2 separate regions of the Homo sapiens genome follow, and region 2 is linked to region 1. Evidence: read pairs that join two places in POLR2A ChIA-PET (ENCODE). Cell type or tissue: B cell. All regions are shown on one strand. Each heading gives the region's core, and the rest is flanking DNA. Links, peaks and the distances in the headings are about the cores only. Region 1 has its middle 7.3 kb from the start of SNHG1. Region 2 overlaps TTC9C (tetratricopeptide repeat domain 9C).

The links. ChIA-PET counts read pairs that join two places held together with the same protein. Peaks named below come from ENCODE experiments on the same cell type or tissue, not always from the same donor. Only the 100,000 strongest peaks of a DNase experiment are listed, where the experiment ranks them.
Region 2: POLR2A ChIA-PET joins it to region 1 with 10 read pairs; 29 of 35 experiments call an interaction of 5 or more read pairs at or near these places.

What each region holds. Positions count from the first base shown.
Region 1 is chr11:62,856,810-62,869,556 of GRCh38, reverse strand. It overlaps a transcript of SLC3A2 not described here. Among named protein-coding and RNA genes, the nearest start is that of SNHG1, 7.3 kb to the right of the region's middle. RefSeq lists a silencer at 2,857-3,015 and enhancers at 7,619-8,523, 9,692-10,666, 10,667-11,640, 11,641-12,616, 12,617-12,747. In B cell, for the core only: a CTCF peak has its summit at 6,746 (motif pointing right); a DNase peak (open chromatin) is centred at 6,746; H3K27ac peaks cover 265 bases.
Region 2 is chr11:62,738,561-62,749,110 of GRCh38, reverse strand. TTC9C (tetratricopeptide repeat domain 9C) reads right to left here. Exons shown (of 3, transcript NM_173810.4): 3 at 10,475-10,550. Among named protein-coding and RNA genes, the nearest start is that of ZBTB3, 10 kb to the left of the region's middle. In B cell, for the core only: no CTCF peak of the experiment used is centred there; no DNase peak of the experiment used is centred there.

The sequences.
Region 1 (12,747 bases), core at 1,868-9,867:
AATTCTATTCTTTTTTTTTTTTTTTTTTTTTTTGAGATGGAGTCTCGCTCTATCACCCAGGCTGGAGTGCAGTGGTGCAATCTCGCCTCACTGCAACCTCCGCCTCCTGGGTTCATGCCATTCTCCTGCCTCAGCCTCCAGAGTAGCTGGGACTACAGGCGCCCGCCACCACGCCTGGCTAATTTTTTGTATTTTTAGTAGAGACAGGGTTTCACCGTATTAGCCAGGATGGTCTCGATCTCCTGACCTTGTGATCCGCCCATCTCGGCCTCCCAAAGTGCAGGGATTACAGATGTAAGCCACGGCACCCACCAAATAGAAATTCTATTCTAATCACATAATAGAAATAGCCAATTCAGGCCAGGCGTGGTGTCTCACACCTGTAATCCCAGCACTTTGGGAGGCCAAGGTGGGTGGATCACTTGAGGTCAGGAGTTCAAGACCAGCCTGGCCAACATGGTGAAACCCTGTCTCTACTAAAAATACAAAAATTAGCGGGGCGTGGTGGTGCAAGCCTGTCGTCCCAGCTATTCGGGAGGCTGAGGTGGGAGAATCACTTGAACACGGGAGGCAGAAGTTGCAGTGAACTGAAATCACACCACTGCACTCCAGCCTGGGCGACAGAATGAGACCGTCTCAAAAACAAAAAAGCCAATTCACAAAATTAGATATACAAAAGAATGGTAAAGATTACAAAACCTCATTAGTAATCTGGAAAGTGCAAATTAAAATGGCAAGAAAATAGAATTTCATGTCCGTCAGATTGGCAATATGAAAACATCTGACTAAACCAAGTGATTAGGAGGATACAAATTGCATAAGTGGCAACATTAGTTGGTACATCCGTTCTAGGAGAGCAATTTGCAACCGCCTATAGAATGAAAATACCCTTGGCCGGGCACGGTGGCTCACGCCTGTAATCCCAGCACTTTGGGAGGCCGAGGCGGGCAGATCACGAGGTGAGGAGATCAACACCATCCTGGCTAACATGGTGAAACCCCGTCTCCACTAAAAATACAAAAAATTAGCCAGGCGTGGTGGCGGGCGCCTGTAGTCCCAGCTACTCAGGAGGCTGAGGCAGGAGAATGGCGTGAACCCAGGAGGCAGAGGTTGCAGTGAGTGGAGATCGTGCCACTGCACTCCAGCCTGGGCAAGAGAGTGAGACTCCATCTCAAAAAAAAAAAAAAAAAAGAATGAAAATACCCTTTTACCCACCAACAGTCCTAGCTAGATTCATACCCTAGAGAAACTCTCACACATGTACACAAAACAATATATAAAAGATTTCACTGCAGCACTGGTTATAGTAGTAAAAATTTGGAAATTTGAAAAATAGGCCAGGCGTGGTGGCTCACACCTGTAATCCTAGCACTTTGGGAGGCCAAGGCAGGCAGATCACCTGAAGTCAGGAGTTTGAGACCAGCCTGGACCACACTGTGAAACCCCGTCTCTACTAAAAATACAAAAATTAGCTGGGCATGGTGGCAGGAGGCTGTAATCGCAGCTACTCAGGAGGCTGAGGCAGGAGAATCACTTGAACCTGGGTGGAAGAGGTTGCAGTGAGCCAAGATCATGCTATTGCACTCCAGCCTGGGCGACAAGAGTGAGACTGTCTCAAAAAAAAAAAATTTTTTTTGAAAAATAATTTGTAGAACATTTGTAAAATAATTTGTAGAAAATTTCTAACTAGAATACTAGAAATGACTAAATTTGAAAGAACCAGGACATAAAAGATAGGCAAAAATGTGTCAAAAACATAATGTTAAAGAAAAAAGGGGTCAGGCATGGTGGCTCATGCCTATAATCCCAGCACTTTGAAAGGCTGAGGTGGGAGGATTGTTTGTGGCCAAGAGTTTGAGACCAGCCTGGGCAACATAGTGAGATAAACATCTTAATTTTAAAAATTAAATTAAATTTAAAGAAAGAGGGAAGCAGCCGGGCACGGTGGCTCACGCCTGTAATCCCAGCAGTTTGGGAGGCAGAGATAGGCAGATCAAAAGGTCAGGGGATCGAGACCATCCTGGCCAACATGGTGAAACCACGTCTCTACTAAAAACACAAAAATTAGCTGGGTGTGATGGTGCACGCCTGTAATCCCAGCTACTCGGGAGGCTGAAGCAGGAGAATAGCTTGAACCCGGGAGGCGGAGAGTGCAGTGAGCCAAGGTCGGGCCACTGCACTCCAGCCTGGAGACAGAGCGAGACTCTGTATCAAAAAAAAAAAAAAAAAAAAAAGAAAAGAAAAGAGAAAGAATAAAGGGAAATAGGCCAGGCACGGTGGCTCACACCTGTAATCCCAGCACTTTGGGAGGCCGAGGTGGGCGCAACACCTGAGGTCAGGAGTTCAAGATCAGCCTGACCAACATGGAGAAACCCCATCTCTACTAAAAATACAAAAAATTAGCTGGGCGTGGTAGCGCATGCCTGTAATCCCAGCTACTCAGGAGGCTGAGGCAGGAGAATCACTTGAACCTGGGAGGCGGAGGTTGCGGCGAGCCGAGATCAGTCCATCGCACTCCAGCCTGCACAACAAGAAACTCCATCTCAAAAAAACAGAAAGAAAAAGAAAAAGAAGAAAAAAGAAATAGCAGATTCACCTTAAAGTTTTTTCCAGAAACCAAAAGATACGGTGGAATGTGACAGTCTGAATTTTAACTGACATCTGCCCCAAAAGGTAGAACCACAGCATTCATGGAGGTAATGCAATACTATATTGACTTGTAAAAAGGATGAGCAAGTTTAAGTTTTTATTCAATCTCCCTGTTCCAAAAATCTATCTGATAAAGTATCCTCAAGTACAGAACTGATGAGATGTTAGAGGATAAGAACAGATACTATTCTGGCTCACAGACCAAAAAAGCAGGGCCAGATGCGGTGGCTCACCTTGTAATCTCAGCACTTTGGGAGGCTGCGGAGGGCGGATCACCTGAGGTCAGGAGCTTGCAATCAACCTGGCCAACATGGTGAAGGCCCATCTCTATTAAAAATACAAAAATTAGCCAGGTTTGGTGGCACACACCTGTAATCCCAGCTACTTGGGAGGCTGAGGCACGAGAGTAGCTTGGACCCAGGAGATAGAGTTTACAGTGAGCCAAGATCGTGCCACTGCACTCCAGCCTGGGCAATAGAGTGAGACCACCCCCCCACCTGCCAAAAAAAAGCAAAGAAACTACCACAATTAACATTCCCATCAGGATGGATCACCTGAGGTCAGGAGTTCAAGACCAGCATGGCCAACATGGTGAAACCCCGTCTCTACTAAAAATACAAAAATTAGCTGGGGATGGCGGCAGGCACCTGTAATCCCAGCTACTTGGGAGGCCGAGGCAGAAGAATCTCTTGAACCCAGGAGGCAGAGGTTGCAATGAGCCAAGATCGTACCATTGCACTCCAGCCTGGGCGACAAGAGCAAAACTCCATCCAAAAAAAAAAAAAAAGTGGCTGAAAAAAGTGGGCATGCTGGAATAGATATACGTACTATACTGTACTATGTGAGACCAGAGAATGGTGTTCCAAGAAAGGACCCGAAGGACACATTTACAAGACCATCAAGAATATACTGGTGACATCGGTGGACATCAGCATCACTTAGAAATTCAGTGGTGGCTTCTGAGCAGTCCACAGCTGATGACAGGAGAAGCAGTCAGAGCTGAGCTACTCAAGATATACGGGGAAGTATCTCCCAACACGTAACAGAGGCTGGGTAGCATTGCTTAGCTGCCAAAAGCCAGAAATATGCAACTACCATAAAACTGTCAATGTTGCAGGGGTAGCCATGAGGCGTTTGATTCACAGAGTTGTGGATACAATAGAGCATGGCATCCTTAGGGGAAAAATATGCGGATAGCCAAAAAGGATGCTACTAAGCATCTACAAACAGAAAAAGGCAAGAATAGAGGAGGAAGAGGCAGCTAAGGGCAATCACCACAATAAACAGGCAAAATCCTTGATTCAGCTCCTGGATCTAAGCCAACTTTTTTTTTTTTTTTTTTTTTTGTGGGGGAGACAGAGTCTTGCTCTGTTGCCCAGGCTGGAGTGCAGTGGTGCAATCTAGGCTCACTGCAACATCCTCCACCTCCAGGGTTCAAGGGACTCTCCTGCCTCAGCCTCCCTAGTAGCTGGGATTACGGGCACACGCCACCATGCCCAGCTAATTTTTGTATTTTTAGTAGAGATGGGGTTTCGCCACATTGGCCAGGCTGGTCTCAAACTCCTGACCTCAAGTGATCTGACTGCCTTAGCCTCCCAAAGTGCTGGGATTACAGGCATGAGCCACCGCACCTGGCTGAAACAACTTTCACATCCAAAACTCAATTACTGAAGAGGTACACAAATCCCTACGAAAGGATGCTAAAACTGTAACGGTTCTGCCAGTTCCTCCTAAAAGGGAGAATGTCAACATATCACTTACTCAGATAACGGTACACTGGGTAAAGGGAAATGCCTAAACACTTTGAGGATTTTGGGCACAAGATCTGAGCTGACATTGAGACCTGGAAACCCAAAGCTTCATCATGATTCCCACATTACAGTGGGGACTTACAGGTGTCAGGCAGTAACTGAAGTCCTAGCCAAAACTTACTAGCTCATAGTAAGTCTGCTTGTCCATGGACCCATCACTAGATATTTCCTCAGTTCCAAGTGTTTAAACGGGGACTGGGCATGGGAGGCTGAGGCAGGAGAATTGCTTGAACCCAGGAGGTGGAGGTTGCAGTGAGCCGAGATTGCACCACTGCACTCCAGCCTAGGCGACAGAGTGGGACTCTGTCTCAAAACAAAAAAAAAAATTAGCGGCCGGGCGTGGTGGCTCACACCTGTAATCCCAGCACTTTGGGAGGCCGAGGCGGGCGGATCACGAGGTCAGGAGGTCGACACCATCCTGGCTAACACAGTGAAACCCCGTCTCTACTAAAAATACAAAAAATTAGCCAGACTTGGTGGTGGGCGCCTGTAATCCCAGCTACTCGCAAGGCTGAGGCAGGAGAATGGCGTGAACCCGGGAGGTGGAGCTTGCAGTGAGCCGAGATCGCGCCACTGCACTCCAGCCTGGGCGACAGAGCGAGACTCCGTCTCAAAAATAAAAATAAAAATAAAAAAAATAATTAGCCAGGCGTGCTGGTGCGCGCCTATAGCCTCAGCTGCTTGGGAGGCTGAGGACCAAGAATTGCTTGAACTCGGAAGGTGGAAGTTGCAGTGAGCCCAGATGGCACCACTGCAAGCCAGCACATTCCATCTCAAAAAAAAAAAAAACCAAGTATTTAACAGGATTGATATACTTAGGAGTTGAAGTAATCGCATTGGGTCCTTGGCCTAAGAGGTAAGACCTATCATAGTGGGACAGACAAAGAGATCTCTAAAACCCCTCCCTCTCTTCAGCTATGATAGTAAATCAAAAGCAGTATCACATCCTGGGGAGGGACAGAGATTAGTGCCACCATTAAAGACAAAAAGAATGCACGGGTGTGGTGTCTGTCACATCCAGACTTAGAAATATATCTCCAGCCCACATACCGGCTAAGCTGCCAACTTTGACTCAAACTCTGAGCAGGAAAGGGCTCTGCATCAAGTCTAGGATGCAATGCACACTTAAGCCATGCAATCCAGCAGATCCTGGGGGTTCAAAGTATCAGTAGCGAAAAAAAGATTCAGTGTAGAACTTATGGCAAGCTCCTATGGCAAAAGCACAATGCAAGTCCCTGAGATTCTGGAGCAAGGCCAAGCTGTCCAAAGCAGGGAAGTAGGTGCCTTTTGAGAAACAGCATCAGGGCTGTTACTGGAAAGCTTGACTATGAAGCATCCAGAACTGCCCCATTATGAATTGGGTCTTGTCAGACCTATCAAGTCATAAAGTCAGACAGACCCTTTAGTCAGATATAAAGATGGAAATGGTATATTCATGATGAAGCTGAAAGCAGAACCAGAAAACATTAGTACATTGCATGAGCAGGTAGCCCAGATACCCATGTTACCCACTGCAGTTGTAAAAGCACCTCTTCCCTGGAAGACCACCTCAATGTCACACTCCTCCACAACCCAGGAAATTCTATTTATGTTGGGCCAGGTATAGTGGCTCATGCCTGTTTCCCAGCAATTTGGTCGCTTGAGCCCAGGAGTTGGAGACCCGCCTAGGCACCATAGTGAGGCACTGTCACACTCCAAAAAATTAAAGAATTAGCTGGGTGTGATGGCACATGCCTACAGTCCCAGTTACTCAGGAGGCTGAGGTGGGAGGATCCTCTGAGCCCAGGAGTTCAACACTGCAGTGAGCCGTGATCACACACTGCATTCCAGCCTAGGTGACAGAGTGAGATCCTGGTTCAAAAAGAAAAGAAATTGAGGCCCAGAGTGGTGGCTCACGCCTGTAATCCCAGCACTTTAGGAGGCTAAGCCAGGCTGATCACTTAAGGTCAGGGGTTCGAGACTAGCCTGGCCAACATGGTGAAACCCCGTCTCTACTAAAAACATAAAAATCAGCTGGGAGTGGTTGCAGCGCCTGTAATCCCAGCTACTCAGGAGGCTGAGGCAAGAGAATCGCTTGAACCTGGGAGGCAGAGGTTGCAGTGAACTGAGATCACGCCACTGCACTCCAGCCTGGGTGACAGAATGAGACCCCATCTCAAAAAGAATTTGAGCCTTTTCTCCACTGTCACGTCTCTGCCAGTTCCCTGACAAGCACTGGTCATTTGCATATCCTTCTCCTCTATTAATTGAGGCAGTGCCTCTTGCTGCCAGGTGGGGGCAGGGTTGCTCCTTGAACAAACACTCTCCAGACCTCTCTAAGAGCAAAATCATTTGGTAAGGTAGGACAGTCAATGAATTGGCTGAGAAAAGATCATTTAAAAATTTACAGCATTCCCAACATAAAGAGGCAAACTGAAAAAAACTTATAGAGGTAACTAATAAATGTATATTGAGTCCTATTTGTGAATTGTATTCTGCTAGACAATAGAGATAGCAGGATGATTTACCTAGATAAAATCAAACCCCAGGGAGTTGACTGTGGGTGAGAAGGGGTAGTTTAGGCTTGGGGGAGGGGTGGCGATAGGGAGGAAGGGCTTTTTTCCTGTAGAGATGGGGGTTTCATCTTACTATGTTGCCCAGGCTGGTCTCAAACCTCTGGCCTCAAGGGACCCTCTCACCTTCGCCTCCCAAAGTGCTGGGATTACAGGTGTGAGCCATTGGCCCTGTTAGAAGCAGGGCTTTTTTTTTTTTTTTTTTTTTTTTGAGACAGAGTCTCACTCTGTCGCCCAGGCTGGAGTGCAATGGCGTGATCTCAGCTCATCGTTGCGATGAGCTCATCGTTGCCTCCACCTCCCAGGTTCAAGCAATTCTTATGCCTCAGCCTCCCGAGTAGCTGGGATTACAGGCACACTCCAACATGTCCAGCTAATTTTTGTATTTTTAGTAGAGACGGGATTTCACCATGTTGCCCAGGCTGGTCTTGAACTCCTGACCTCAGGTAATCCGCCTGCCTTGGCCTCCCAAAGTGCTGGGATTACAGGTAAGCCACCGCGCCTGGCCTAGCAGCACTTCTTAATGGCTGTATTGATCAATTTGGGCTATAGCTTAAAGACAATGGAGAGGCACTGAACTGATTGTGAGCTGAAGTGGGACCTGACCAGACTTTTTTTTTTTTTTTTTTTTTTTGAGAGAGGTTTTGCTCTTGTTGGCCAGGCTGGAGTGCAGTGGCACGATCTCAGCTCACCGCATCCTCCGCCTTTCTCAAGCGACTCTCCTGCCTCAGCCTCCTGAGTAGCTCGAATTACAGGCATATGCCACCACGCCTGGCTGATTTTGTATTTTTAGTAGAGATGGGGTTTCTCCATGTTGGTCAGGCTGGTCTCGAACTCCCAACCTCAAGTGATCCACACGCCTAGGCCTCCCAACGTGCTGGAATTACAGGCATGAGCCACTGTGCCCGACCGACCAGAGTTTTTATTCGTAAAGATCACTCTGACTACAGTGTGGAGAATGAACTAGAAGGGAAGAAGCCAGAGCCAGGAAGCCAGACTGAGTCTGTTACCTAGGGATTGCTTTGGGAGGCCAAGGCTGGAGAATCACTTGAGCCCAGGAGTTTGAGACCAGCCTGGGCAACACAGCAAGACCTCTGTCTATTCAAAAAGCAAAATAGATTAGCTGGGCACGGTGGCCCATGCCTGTAGTCCCAGCTCAGCCCAGAGGATTGCTTGTGTGCAGGAGTTTGAGGTTACAGTGACCAAGAGTGAAACCCTCTTTTTTTTTTGAGACAGGGCCTCTATTTGTTGCACAATTAAAGCTCACTGCAGCCTTGAACTCCTGGGCTCAAGCAATCCTCCCCACCTCAGCCTCCCCCAGAACTGGGACTATACACATGCACCACCACACGCAGCTAATTTTTATTTTTGTAGAGACGGGCTCCATATGTTGCCCAGGCTGGTCTCAAACTCCTGGGCTCAAGTAGTCTGCTTGCCTTGGCCTCCCAAAGTGCTGGGATTATGTGGGGGAAAGAAAGAGAGATCACACTGTTACTGTGTCTATGTGGAAAAAGGAAGACATAAGAAACTCCATTTTGATCTGTACTAAGAAAAATTATTCTGCCTTGAAACACCGTTAATCTGTAACCCTAGCCCCAACCCTGTGCTCGCAGAAACATGCACTGTATTGACTCAAGGTTTAATGGATTTAGGGCTGTGCAGGATGTGCTTTGTTAAAAATGTGTTTGCAGGCAGTATGCTTGGTAAAAGTCATCGCCATTCTCCAGTCTCGAGTACCCAGGGACACAGTGCACTGCGGAAGGCCGCAGGGACCTCTGCCCAAGAAAGCCTGGGTATCGTCCAAGGTTTCTCTCCACTGAGACAGCCTGAGATATGGCCTCATGGGAATGGAAAGACCTGACCGTCCCCCAGACACCCATAAAGGGTCTGTGCTGAGAAGGATTAGTGAAAGAGGAAGGCCTCTTTGCAGTTGAGATAAGAGGAAGGCATCTGTCTCCTGCTAGTCCCTGGGAATGGAATATCTCTGTATAAAACCCGATTGTACATTCTATTTACTGAGATAGGAGAAAACCGCCTTATGGCTGGAGGTTAGACATGCTGGCGGCAATACTGCTTTTTTTTTTTTTTTGAGACAGAGTCTCGCCTTGTCGCCCAGGTTTCACACCATTCTCCTGCCTCAGCCTCCCAAGTAGCTGGGACTACAGGCGCACGCCATCACACCCGGCTAATTTTTTTTTTGTATTTTTAGTAGAGACGGGGTTTCACCATGTTAACCAGGATGGTCTCGAACTCCTGACCTCGTGATCCACCCACCTCAGCCTCCCAAAGTGCTGGGATTACAGGCGTGAGCCACCGCGCCCGGCCAATACTGCTCTTTACTGCGCTGAGATGTTTGTGTAAAGTCAATCATAAATGTGGCCTACGTGCACATCAAGGCACAGCACCTTTCCTTAAACTTATTTATGACACAGAGTCCTTTGCTCACATGTTTTCCTGCTGACCCTCTCCCCACCATTACCCTATAGTCCTGCCACATCCCTCTGGCTGAGATGGTAGAGATAGTGATCAATAAATACTGAGGGAACTCAGAGACCAGTGCTGGTGCGGGTCCTCCGTATGCTGAGCGCCAGTCCCCGGGTCCACTTTTCTTCCTCTATACTTTGTCTCTGTGTCTTATTTCTTTTCTCAGTCTCTCGTCCCACCTGACGAGAAATACCCACAGGTGTGGAGGGGCTGGCCCCCTTCAGGATTACAGGCGTGAGCCGCTCCACCCAGCCTACTTTTTTTAAAATGCCCTCTTTTCTAGTAGATTCTATGTCACTCACAAGAGGTTGCAAACTCACAATCAAAGGCCACCTTTGGCCCACGGGCATATTTTGGTTTTTTGTTTGTTTTTGAGACTCACTCTTGTCCCCCAGGCTGGAGTGCAGTGGGGTGATCTTGGCTCACTGCAACTTCCACCTCCCGGGTTCAACCACTTCTCCTGCCTCAGCCTCCTAAGTAGCTAGGATTACAATCGCCTGCCACCGCACCCACACCACGCCCGGCTTATTTTTGAATTTTTAGTAGAGAAGGGTTTTCACCATGTTGGCCATGCTGGTCTCTAATGTGGGGAAAAGCAAGAGAGATCAGATTGTTACTGTGTCTGTGTAGAAAGAAATAGACATGGGAGACTCCATTTTGTTATGTACTAAGAAAAATTCTTCTGCCTTGAGATTCTGTGACCTTACCCCCAACCCCGTGCTCTCTGAAACATGTGCTGTGTCAAACTCAGGGTTCAATGGATTAAGGGCGGTGCGAGATGTGCTTTGTTAAACAGATGCTTGAAGGCAGCATGCTCCTTAAGAGTCATCACCACTCCCTAATCTCAAGTACCCAGGGACACAAAAACTGCGGAAGGCCGCAGGGACCTCTGCCTAGGAAAGCCAGGTATTGTCCAAGGTTTCTCCCCATGTGATAGTCTGAAATATGGCCTCGTGGGAAGGGAAAGACCTGACTGTCCCCCAGCCCGACACCCGTAAAGCGTCTGTGCTGAGGAGGATTAGTATAAGAGGAAGGCATGCCTCTTGCAGTTGAGACAAGAGGAAGGCATCTGTCTCCTGCCCGTCCCTGGGCAATGGAATGTCTCGGTATAAAACCCGATTGTACGTTCCATCTACTGAGATAGGGAAAAACCGCCTTAGGGCTGGAGGTGGGATCTGCGGGCAGCAATACTGCTTTGTAAAGCATTGAGATGTTTATGTGTATGCATATCTAAAAGCACAGCACTTAATCCTTTACCTTGTCTATGATGCAAAGACCTTTGTTCACGTGTTTGTCTGCTGACCCTCTCCCCACTATTGTCTTGTGGCCCTGACACAACCCCCTCTTCGAGAAACACCCACGAATGATCAATAAATACTAAGGGAACTCAGAGGCTGGCGGGATCCTCCATATGCTGAACGCTGGTTCCCCGGGTCCCCTTATTTCTTTCTCTATACTTTGTCTCTGTCTTTTTCTTTCCTAAGTCTCTCGTTCCACCTTAGGAGAAACATCCACAGGTGTGGAGGGGCAACCCACCCCTTCACTCTAACTCCTGACCTCAGGTGATCCGCCCACTTTGGCCTCCCAAGGTGCTAGGATTACAGGCATGAGCCACCACGCCCGGCCAAAAAATTTTAAATTCAACATTTCAACGTGAGTAAATACACAATTCTGGACTTCTGGATTCTTTTGAAAACTGACTATCTGATCACACAGAGACAATATTGTCGCAAGGCAACAATCAGCTGGAGCTGTGAAAGGGCTGCCCAGTTCACCAGAGTCCCAACTCAGTTCATTTCACTTACCTACATTACTTAGCTGATTTCTGTACGTGAGTTGGAGACCCCTAACCTAAATCCCCTCTTTTCCACTTCCACTGCCATTATACTTGTTAGCATTGAATCCTCTTGCCTAAACTACTATGGCAATCTAATTAATGCCCTTGTCTCCATCTTATCCCCCAATGTCTTATCACTTTCCTACTTAAAAACTCTCCCCGGTTTTTTTTTCTTTTCTATGTATAATTCAAATGATTTAGCTTTGCATTCAAGGTCCTGCTTATCTGGCTTTCCCCAGGAAATACTTTCCAGTTTTATATTCTAATACTCCCCTTTTGCCCATCTTTCATGAATTGTAGCTACACACTTCCTTCTTTTTCTAGCACCAAGCTTGTGCTCCAGTTGTTCCTTTAACTGGAATTCCCCTCCCAAGTCTTTCTACCCTTTCAGGCCCAGACACTCTATAAAGCATTTCCCGACTGCCATTCCCACACACAACCTCCCCAGCCTTGTCTGTCTACTCTGGGCCATCTTGATTTTCCAGTTTATCTGTCCCACATTTTTTTTTTTTTTTTTTTTTTTTTTTTGAGACAGGGTCAATCTCAGTCATCCAGGCTGGAGTGCAGTGCAGTGGCTTGATCACAGCTCATTTGCAGTCTCAACCTCCTGGGCTCAAGCAATCCTCCCACCTTAGCCTCCCAAGCAGCTGGGGCTACAGGCATGCACCACCGCTCCTGGCTAATTTTTTCTATTTTTTTTGTAGAGATCGGTATGGGTTTCTCACTATGTTGCTTAGACTGGTCTTGAACTCTTGGGCTCAAGAGATCCTCCCGCCTTGGCCTCCCAAAATGCTGAGCCAGGCCGGGTGTGGTGGCCCACCCCTGTAATCCCAGCAGTTTGGGAGGCTGAGGCAGGAGGTCACCTGAGGTCAGTAGTTCGAGAGCAGCCTGGCCAACATGATGAAACCCCGTCTCTCCGAAAAACACAAAAATTAGTGTGGCATGATGATGGCGGGAGCCTGTAATCCCAGCTACTCAGGAGGCTGAGGAAGGAGAATCGCTTGAACCTGGGAAGCGGAGGTTGCAGTGAACAGACATCCCGCCACTGCACTCCAGCCTGGGCGACAGAGCAAGCCTCCGTCTTGAAAGAAAAAAATGTTTGGCCGGGCGCGGTGGCTCACGCCTGTAATCCCAGCACTTTGGGAGGCCGAGGCAGGCGGATCACCCGAGGTCAGGAGTTCAAGACCGGCCTGACCAACATGGAGAAACCCTGTCTCTACTAAAAATACAAAATTAGCCGGTCACAGTGGCGCATGCCTGTAATCCCAGCTACTCAGGAGGCTGAGGCAGGAGAATTGCTTGAACCCGGGAGGTGGAATGCAGTGAGCTGAGATCGGGCCATTGCATTCCAGCCTGGGCAACAAGAGCGAAACTCCGTCTCAAAAAAAAAAAAAAAGAAAGAAAAAAATGTTTA
Region 2 (10,550 bases), core at 2,551-10,550, 120 kb after region 1:
ACAACAGTCTAGGGAGGTTTAGGTTACTCACCTAAGGTCACGCAGGTGGTTACTGACAGTGGAGATAGCAAAGAAATGGGAGTTTGGGGTGCCATCATGGGATGGGGGCAAAAAAGAGCTCTGGGAATGTGTGAGGAGTCTGGCCCCGCCTGTGCTGTAGGAGGGCCTAAAGGTTTGCCTACAAACTTTTTCTTGGTACGTAAGGACATGAGTGCAAATAAAGCAGGAAGGAAAACAGAAATACGCTGGTCGCGGTGGCTCACGCCTGTAATCCCAGCACTTTGGGAGGCCGAGGCGGGCGGATCACAAGGTCAGGAGTTGGAGACCAGGCTGGCCAACATAGTGAAACCCCATCTCTACTAAAAATACAAAAAATTAGCTGGGCGTGGTGGCAGGCGTCTGTAATCCCAGCTACTCGGGAGGCTGAGGCAGGAGAATTGCTTGAACCCGGGAGGCGGAGGTTGCAGTGAGCCGAGATCACGCCATTGCACTCCAACCCTGGGTGACAGTGCGAGACTCCATCTCAAAAAAGAAAAAAAGAAAAGGGGGAAAATGACAAGTAAATATTCTTCTCTCTTTTTGAGTCTGTGTCATATTCAGCACTGTGAACCCTTACCAGCAAGTGACTATTTTTGAGTTACAGGAAGGAAAGGTGAGCAGCCATGTGGCTAAAGAAAGCTCCTTAACTAGGACATATGGGAAGCAAAAGATGGTTAACATTTTTCTGCTGAATGAATTCTACATTCTTTCACATTCTTTGTGTTGAAATAAACTTCTAGCTTATCTTTCAAATGGCTCCTAATTTTATTTATGCAAGTACGTTACTGCTTTAATTCCTTGATGAAACAAGGCAAGATATAAATAAATACAATAAAAGCTATTCTAGCTGGGTAGAACACCTTTTCAAAAGTCTTCCCTAGAGTAAATATCAAATCAAAATGCCTTTATGAATCAGTTGCCCTTAAAAGGGTGGATTTTACGGTCTGAATATCTCAATTTCAACAGAAACACAAAACAGAAAAAAAAAAACCTGGTTGTCTCAGAACATCAGTTCTTAAAATCAAGGCATAATAAATGGTCTATATGTGTAGACAATTTTGATGTAGATGATCTCTCCAGACAGTCTGGGGAACACAGGAACCATTGTATTGATCAGACTGTGGTCACATGTACTACTTAGCTAAAGAGGTTCTGTTCCTGGTGAGATTCTCCTGAGAAGCAAGCATTTGCTTTCAATATCCAGCATAAAGGGCATGTTTTCTTGCAGGTGGCAGTCAGGAATTTGCAATATTTTAATTAATTAATTTATTTATTTATTTTGAGACAAGGTCTCTCTGTTTCCGAGGCTGGAGTGCAGTGGCACTATCACGACTCACTGCAGCCTCAACCCCTCTAGCTCCCAAGCAGCTGGAACTACAGGCATGCACTATCACGCATGGCTAATTTTTGTATCTTTTGTGGAGATGACGTTTCGCGCTGTTGCTCAGGCTGGTCTCAAACTCCTGGGCTCAAGCGATCCACCTGCCTTGGCCTCCCAAAGTGCTGGGATTTCAGGCATGAGCCATCATGCCCAGCCTGCAAGATATGTAAAGCAGTAGCTATCACAGTTACAGCCACTGTGGCCTCGTTATTATTACTATTTTTTGACGGAATTTCACTCTTGTTGCCCAGGCCAGAGTACAATGGCATGATCTTGGCTCAGTGCAATCTCGGCTCACTGCAACCTCCGCCTCCTGGGTTCAAGCGATTCTCCTGCCTCAGCCTCCCTAGTAGCTGGAATTACAGGCTGCGCCACCACGCCTGGTTAATTTTTTTTGTATTTTTAGTAGAGACGGGGTTTCTCCATGTTGGTCAGGCTGGTCTGGAACTCCCGACCTCAGATCCGCCCCGCCTCGGCCTCCCAAAGTGCTGGCATTATAGGTGTGAACCACCGCACCCAGCCTCATTTTATTTATTATTTTTTTTTTAGTTTGATTTTTTTTTTAGACAGAGTCTCCCTCTGTCACCCAGGCTGGAGTGCAGCGGTGGCTGGGATTACAGGAATAAGCCACCATACCCAGCCTGTGGCCTCAGTTTATCTACTGAATGGTAGGAACAGTTTATGCCCATTTGTAGAGATGTGATCAATAATTCTTTCTCATTTCCACTGGTCTTAATGCTCCCATTCAGGGATTCAAGGAACCATAGGCTCCTGGGGATCAGCTCATCTAATTTCTAGTCTAACACTGAATCCTCCTTTTGCCAGTTGTTATCAAACCTCCACTTGAGGCCGGGAATGGCACCTCACACCTAGAATTCCAGCACTCTGGGAGGCCGAGGTGGACAGATTATTGGGAGGTCAGGAGTTCAAGACCAGCCTGGCCAAGATGGTGAAACCCTGTCTCTACTAAAAATACAAAAATTAGGCAGGCATGTCAGTGTGCACACACCTGTGGTCCCAGCTAATTGCTTGGCGGCCAAGCCAGGAGAATTGCTTGAACCTGGGAGGCAGAGGTTGTAGCAAGCCAAGATCACACCACTGCATTCCAGCCTGGGGAACAGAGCGAGACTCCATCTCAAAAAACAAAAAACAAACAAAAAAAAAACAACCAGGCCAGGCACGGTGGCTCACACCTGTAATCCCAGCACTTTGGGAGGCTCAGTCTGGTGGATCACAAGGTCAGGAGTTCAAGACCAGCCTGGCCAAGATGGTGAAACCTCATCTCTACTAAAAATACAAAAATTAGCCGGGAGTGCTGGCGGGCACCTGTAATCCTAGCTACTCAGGAGGCTGGGGCAGGAGAATCGCTTGAACCTGCGAGGCGGAGGTTGCAGTGAGCTGAGATCGTGCCACTGTACTCAAGCCTGGGCTACAGAGCGAGACTCTGTCTCAAAAAAAAAAAAAAAAACCTCGGCCTGGCGTGGTGGCTCACGCCTGTAATCCCAGCACTTTGGGAGGCCGAGGCAGGCGGATCACAAGGTCAGGAGATCGAGACAATCCTGGCTAACACGGTGAAACCCCGTCTCTACTAAAAATGCAAAAAGTTAGCCAGGCGTGGTGGCGGGAGCCTGTAGTCCCAGCTACTCAGGAGGCTGAGGCAGGAGAATGGAGTGAACCTGGGAGGCGGAGCTTGCAGTGAGCCGAGATCACGCCACTGCACTCCAGTCTGGGCGACAGAGCGAGACTCTGTCTCAAAAAAAAAAAAAAAAAACCCAAAAAACTCTTTCCCAAAGGAAACCTATTGTTGGTGTCCTAGTTGTTGGATTTCCTTAGACTGAGCCAAAATCTGTCTCCCTTTATAGGAGTATGGACCAGGCCCCAGCCTATTAAGTTTCATACTGAAAATGTGTGCTTGTGAGCTATAAACTGACTTAGTTTTCTTTTTTCTTTTCTTTTTTTTTTTTTTTTTGAGACGGAGTCTAGCTCCGTAGCCCAGGCTGGAGTGCAGGGGCGTGATCTCGGCTCACTGTAAGCTCCGCCTCCTGAGTTCACGCCATTCTCCTGCCTCAGCTTCCCGAGTAGCTGGGATTACAGGCGTGTGCCACCACGCCTGACTAATTTTTTGTATTTTTTGTAGAGACGGGGTTTCACCGTGTTAGCCAGGATGGTCTCGATCTCCTGATCTCGTGATCTGCCCGCCTTGGCCTCCCAAAGTGCTGGGATTACAGGCGTGAGCCACCGCACCCGGCCACTTATTTTAGTTTTTCGAGATGGGGTCTATGTTGCCCAGGGTGCTCTTGAACTCCTAGGCTCAAGTGATTCTCCCACTTCAGACTCCTGAGTTTTTTTGTGTATTGGGTCAAGTGATATGAAGTGCTGTACAGTGCCCTGTACAATTTCATCAGCAAGCAATTTCAGCAGACTAAATACTATTATCACACTCAAGAAAACTGACAATAATTCTTTTTTTTTTTTTTTTTTTGAGACAGAGTCTTGCTCGGTCGCCCAGGCTGGAGTGCAGTGGTGTGATCTCGGCTCACTGCAAGCTCTGCCTCCCGGGCTCACACCATTCTCCTGCCTCAGCCTCCCAAGTAGCTGGGACTACAGGCGCCCGCCACCACGCCTAGCTCATTTTTTTTCTATTTTTAGTAGAGACGGTGTTTCACTGTGTTAGCCAGGATGGTCTGGATCTTCTGACCTCGTGATCCACCCGCCTCGGCCTCCCAAAGTGTTGGGATTACAGGCGTAAGCCAACGCACCCGGCCTTTTTTTTTTTTTTTTAGATAAGAGTTTTGCTCTTGCCCAGGCTGGAGTGCAGTTGCGCCATCTCGGCTCACCGCAACCTCCACCTCCCGGGTTCAAGCGATTCTCCTGCCTCAGTCTCCCGAGTAGCTGGAATTACAGGCGTCCGCCAACACATCCCGCTAATTCTGTATTTTCAGTACAGTCAGGGTTACACCGTGTTAGCCAGGATGGTCTCGATCTCTTGACCTTGGAATCCGCCCGCCTCAGCCTCCCAAAGTGCTGGGATTACAGGCATGAGCCACCACCCCTGGCTCCGACAATTATTTATTTATTTATTTATTTTTTGAGATGGAGTCTCGCTCTGTCACCCAGGCTGGAGTGCAGTGGCGCGATCTCGGCTCACTGCAAGCTCTGCCTCCCGGGTTCAAGCCATTCTCCTGCCTCAGCCTCCCAAGTAGCTGGGACTACAGGCGCCCCGCCACCACGCCCGGCTAATTTTTTTGTGTGTATTTTTAGTACAGACGGGGTTTCACCGTGGTCTCCATCTCCTGACCTTGTGATCCGCCCGCCTGGGCCTCCCAAAGTGCTGGGATTACAGGTGTGAGCCACCGCACCCGGCCCTGACAATAATTCTTACTCAAGTTTCTCTTTTTCCCAATGAGAATCCAATTAGAATCCAAAGTAGTGTCATGCATTTATTTGATTGATGTCTCTTAACTGTCTTTTTCTTTTTGAGACAGGGTCTCACTCTGTTGCCCAGGCTTCAGTGCAGTGGCACAATTTTAGCTCACTGCAACCTCAACCTTTTGGGCTCAAGTGATCCTCCCACCTTAGCCTCTTGAATATCTGGGATTACAGGCATGCACCCTAGTGGCAGCTAATTTTTCTATCTTTTGTAGACAGAGGGTTTTGCCATGTTGCCCACATTGGTCTCAAACTCCTGGGCTCAAAAGATCTGTCCCCTTCAGCCTCCCAAAGTTCTAGGATCATTGGCGTGCGCCACTGAACCTGGCCTTAAGTTTTACTAGGTTTCCCTTCCCTTTTTCCTTGCAATTTATTTGTTGAAGAAGCTGGGGTTGTTTTACGGGTTGAGGGTCTGGAGTTTGCTGCTTACATCCCCGTAGTTTCATTTAACATATTCCTCTGTCCAAAGGTTCCTTTAAAAATATTTATTTAGGGCCAGGCAAGGTGCTTCAAGCTGTAATCCCAGCTACTCAAGAGGTTGATGCAGGAGGATCCCTTGAGCCCAGGAGTTCAAGGCTATGATCACACCACTGCACTCCAGTCTGGGCTACAGAGCAAGACCCTGTCTCTAAAAAAAAAAAAAAAAAAAAAAAATAGGCCGGGGGTGGTGGCTCATGCCTGTAATCCTGGCACTTTGGGAGGCTGAGGTGGGCAGATCATGAGGTCAAGAGATCCAGACCATCCTGGCCAAGATGGTGAAACCCCTTCTCTACTAAAGACAAAAATTAGCTGGACATGGTGGTGGGTGCCTGTAGTCCCAGCTACTTGGGAGGCTGACACAGCAGAATCGCTTGAACCCAGGAGGCAGAGGTTGCAATGAGCCGAGATCGCACCACTGCACTCTAGCCTGGCAACAGAGTGAGACTCCGTCTCAAAAAAAAAAAAAAAAAAAAAAATACACTGGGCTCCATGGCTCACGCCTATAATCCCAGAACTTTAGGAGGCCGAGGTGGGTGGATCACCTGAAGTCAGGAGTTTGAAACCAGCCTGACCAACATGGTGAAACCCCGTATCTACTAAAAATACAAAAAGAATTTAGCCAGGCATGGTGGTGCATGCTACTTGGAAGGCTGAGGCAGAATTGCTTGAACCTGGGATGTGGAAGTTGCAGTGAGCCAAGATTGTGCCACTGCACTGCAGCCTGGGCAGCAGAGCCAGACTGTCTATATATATATATATACACACACACATATATTTCTACACACATCCATATATATTAGTACAGGTAGTGAGTGGTTTTGGCAACATTGTGAAGGTGGTGGGTATGAGTTTGGGAAACAGTGTCCCTCATGTGCCAAGGTATATAATCCTTCACATTCACCATGAATGCTTTTTCTTCATTCAAAATATTCAAATCCTCTGTGGAAACAAGGACTGATAAAGTGCGCAGCCTCTCCTTCCACAAACTTCTGAATACAGAGGTTGAGGCACTCTCTGGCTGGTTCCCTCAGGACCTTGAGGACGTCCTCAAGACCTGCATCAGACTGCCTTTGTCATTTCCCTGTTCATTAAGATTTCCATTAGGAGCTGGGCTTCTCAATAAAACACAAATGTAAGCCTGACCCTGTGCTATCTCTTAGCAGCGCTAATAAAAGGATTAGTGCAACAATTTTTTTTTTTTTTTTGAGACAGAGTCTTGCTATGTCGCCCAGGCTGGAGTGCAGTGGCGCAATCTCGGCTCACTGCAAGCTCTGCCTCCCGGGTTCATGCCATTCTCCTGCCTCAGCCTCCCGAGTAGCTGGGACTACAGGTGCCCGCCACCACGCCCGGCTAATTTTTTGTATTTTTAGCAGAGATGGGGTTTCACTGTGTTAGCTAGGATGGTCTCGATCTCCTGACCTTGTGATCCACCCGCCTCAGCCTCCCAAAGTGCTGGGATTACAGGCGTGAGCCACCGCGCCTGGCCACTGCACCAAATTTCTAAAATGCATTTTTAAATATCAGTTTTATTTTTTCCTCATTGATGCAGAAGATAGCTTACTATAACATCAAGTGTTTGAAATAAAATAAGACCACGAAACCATTGTAAAGCAAATAAAACATGCAATCATGACAATATTTTGTCAATAAACCAAGGCCTAGCAATTTAAGAAGCTTAGAAGAGGAATAAGGTATTTTACTTTTGTTTGTTCTGTCCTTGGACTTGATTGATTGATTGATTGATTGAGACGGTTTTGCTCTGGTTGACCAGGCTGGCGTGTAATGGCATGACCTTGGCTCACTGCATCCTCCACCTCCTGGGCTCAAACAATTCTCCTGCCTCAGCCTCCTGAGTAGCTGGGATTACAGGCACGTGCCACTACACCTGGCTAATTTTGTATTTTTTTTAGTAGCGATGGGGTTTCATTATGTCAGTCAGGCTGGTCTCGAACTCCTGACCTCAGGTGATCCACCCACCTTGGCCTCCCAAATTGCTGGAATTGCAGGGGTGAGCCACTGCGCCTCTCCTGTCCTTGGACTTAGGAAAAGTTTTTCTTGTAAGCTGATAGTTGTATTCTTTAAAGGTATAGGGAAGAACAAAGAGGAGTCTAGCCCATTGAGAAAGGGGGCGTTATTGATAAAGGACTAAAGTGTGTTTTTTTTTCCCTGAAATCTGTTTGCTCTGTGGTTGTATGACAGTTAATCACATGCTTATTGCCACCACTTATAAAGGTAGAGGCTGTGCTATATAGTCTCACCTATGTAGTACCCACAACATCATAGACATTATCCACCATGAAAAAACAGAAACAGAATAACAAAGGGGCTCCTGGTTGATGGAACCTCCTACTGAGCCAGGACTGCACCATACTGCAACTTGCACCCATGTCCAACACAGCTTCCAGAGAGTTCTATCAGGTGTTTAAAAGGCACTAAGCAAGAAATGCCCTTCCTCATTTTTTTTTTGTTTTGTTTTTTGAGATGGAGTTTCACTCTTGTTGCCCAGGCTGGAGTGCAGTGGCATGCAATCTCTGCTTACTGCAACCTCCGCCTCCTGCGTTTCAAGCGATTCTCCTGTCTCAGCCTCCTGAGTAGCTGGGGTTACAGAGTGCACACCACCACACCTGGTTATTTTTTTCTATTTTTAGTAGAGATGGGGTTTCACCATGTTGACCAGGCTGGTCTCAAACTCCTGACCTCAGGTGATCCAGCCTCCCAAAGTGCTGGGATTACAAGCATGAGCCACAGCGCCCAGCCTATTTCTCTTCTCTGTGAGGACCTCAGCCCTTGCAAAATATGAGATGACAGGTAAAGGACAGGTTTGTTTTTATTCTGCTCTATTATGTATGTTTCTTTTTTTTTTTTTTGAGACAGTCTCACTGCCGCAGGCTGGAGTGCAGTGGCGCAATCTCAGATCACCGCAACCTCCGGCTTCTAGGTTCAAGTGATCCTCCCGCCTCAGCCTCCCCAGCAGTTTAGTAGAGATGGGGTTTCGCCATGTTGGCCAGGCTGGTCTTGAACTCCGGACCTCAAGTGATCCACCCGCCTCAGACTCCCAATGTGTTGGGATTACAGGCATGAGCCACCGTACCCGGCTAGTATGTATGTTTTTAGAAGATGTGATAATCTTTTCTTTTTTTTGAGATGGAGTCTCTCTCTGTCACCCAGGCTGGAGTGCAGTGGCGTGATCTCGGCTCACTGCAAGCTCCACCTCCTGAGTTCACGCCATTCTCCTGCCTCAGCCTCCCGAGTAGCTGGGACTACAGGCACACGCTACCAAGCCCAGCTAATTTTTTTTTTTTGTATTTTTAGTAGAGACGGAGTTTCACCGTGTTAGCCAGGATGGTCTTTTTTTTTTTTTTTTTTTTTTTTTTTTTTTTTAAGAGAAATGAGGATACTATAGATAAGCACCTATTAAAATTTAAAATGTTCACTTAGGTGTTTTCTTTAGCATGAGGTCTGAAGGGTTTATTAAATAAATACTTAAATGCTTTACTCCAAAGGTTTTAAAATAGTTTAATGAAAAAATAAATATAGTGTATGAATGATCTAAGTATGAGAAATAGCAAGGACAAAATAGCAAATATTTTTGTAGGGGAGAAGGAATCTGAATGTGTATGGAATATTAAGGAGAATAAGAAATTAATTTAACAGGGGCTGTGGCGGGGGGTGGGAGAACATGAGGAAAAATAGCTAATACATGCTGGACTTAATACCGAGGTGATGTGTTGATAGGTGCAGCAAACCACCGAGGCACACGTTTCCCTATGTAACAAACCTGCATATCCTGCACATGGATCCTGGAACTTAAAATTAAAAGAAAAAGAAAAAATTAAACAAAATGGTTACTTTTGGCCAGGCATAGTGGCTCACACCTGTAATCCCAGCACTTTGGGAGCCCGAGTGGGTGGATCACTTGAGGCCAGGAGTTCAAGAGCACCCTGGCCAACATGGCAAAACCATGTCTCTACTAAAAAGGAAATACAAAAAAATTAGCCGGGCGTGGTGGCACATGCCTGTAATCCCAGCTGCTTGGGTGGCTCAGACACGAGAATCACTTGAACCTGGGAGGCAGAGGTTGCAGTGAGCCAAGATGGCACCACTGCACTCCAGACTGGGCAACAGAGTGAGACTCTGTCTCAAAAAACAAAAAGTTACTTTAGTATATTTGGGCTTATTTATTTATTGAGACACGTCACTCTGTCACCCAGGCTGGAGTGCTGTGTCAGGATCTTGGCTCACTGCAACCGCTGCCCTCCAGATTCAAGCAATCCTCCCACCTTAGCCTCCAGAATAGCTGGGACTACAGGTGAACACCTGGCCCAGCTAATCTTTGCATTTTTTTTTTTTTTTGAGACGGAGTCTCGCTCTGTTGCCCAGGCTGGAGTGCAGTGGCGTGATCTCTGCTCACTGCAAGCTCCACCTCCCGGGTTCATGCCATTCTCCTGCCTCAGCCTCCCGAGTAGCTGGGACTACAGGCGCCCACCACCACGCCCGGCTAATTTTTTGTATTTTTAGTAGAGACGGGGTTTCACTGTGTTAGCCAGGATGGTCTCAATCTCCTGACCTCATGATCTACCTGCCTCGGCCTCCCAAAGTGCTGGGATTACAGGCCTGACCCACCGTGCCCGGCCATCTTTGCATCTTTTATAGAGACAGGGTTTCACTGTGTTCCCCAGGCTGGTCTTGAACTCCTGGACTCAAGCTATCTATCTGTCTACCTCTGCCTTCCAAAGTGCTGGGATTACAGGCGTGAGCCACCATGCCCAGCCTGGCTCATTTATAATTGTCTAGTTTCCAGTACCTGAGACCACAGGCGTGTGTCATCTTGCCAGGCTAATTTTTGTATTTTTAGTAGAGACAGGGTTTTACCCTGTTGGTCAGGCTGGTCTTGAACTCCTGACCTCAGGTGATCCGCTGGCCTCAGCCTCCCAATGTGCTGGGATTACAGGCATGAGCTAGAGCGCCCGGCCATATTTCCCACTTTGGTTTGGGCTTCTGAAAAAATAAAGGAAGACAATTCTTTCTGCCTATCCTTACTATGTCGTCCTCTGCAAGCTGTCGCCTCTGTATATAAGTACATCTAACAACACTGTCATGAAAAATCTATACCAGAGATATGATTAATTCCACCCACAACTGATGTATGTTTTCTGATTATATTTCTCAAGCCAAATATCTGCAACAATAACATGTATTGAAAGGTATAGAAATAAACAGA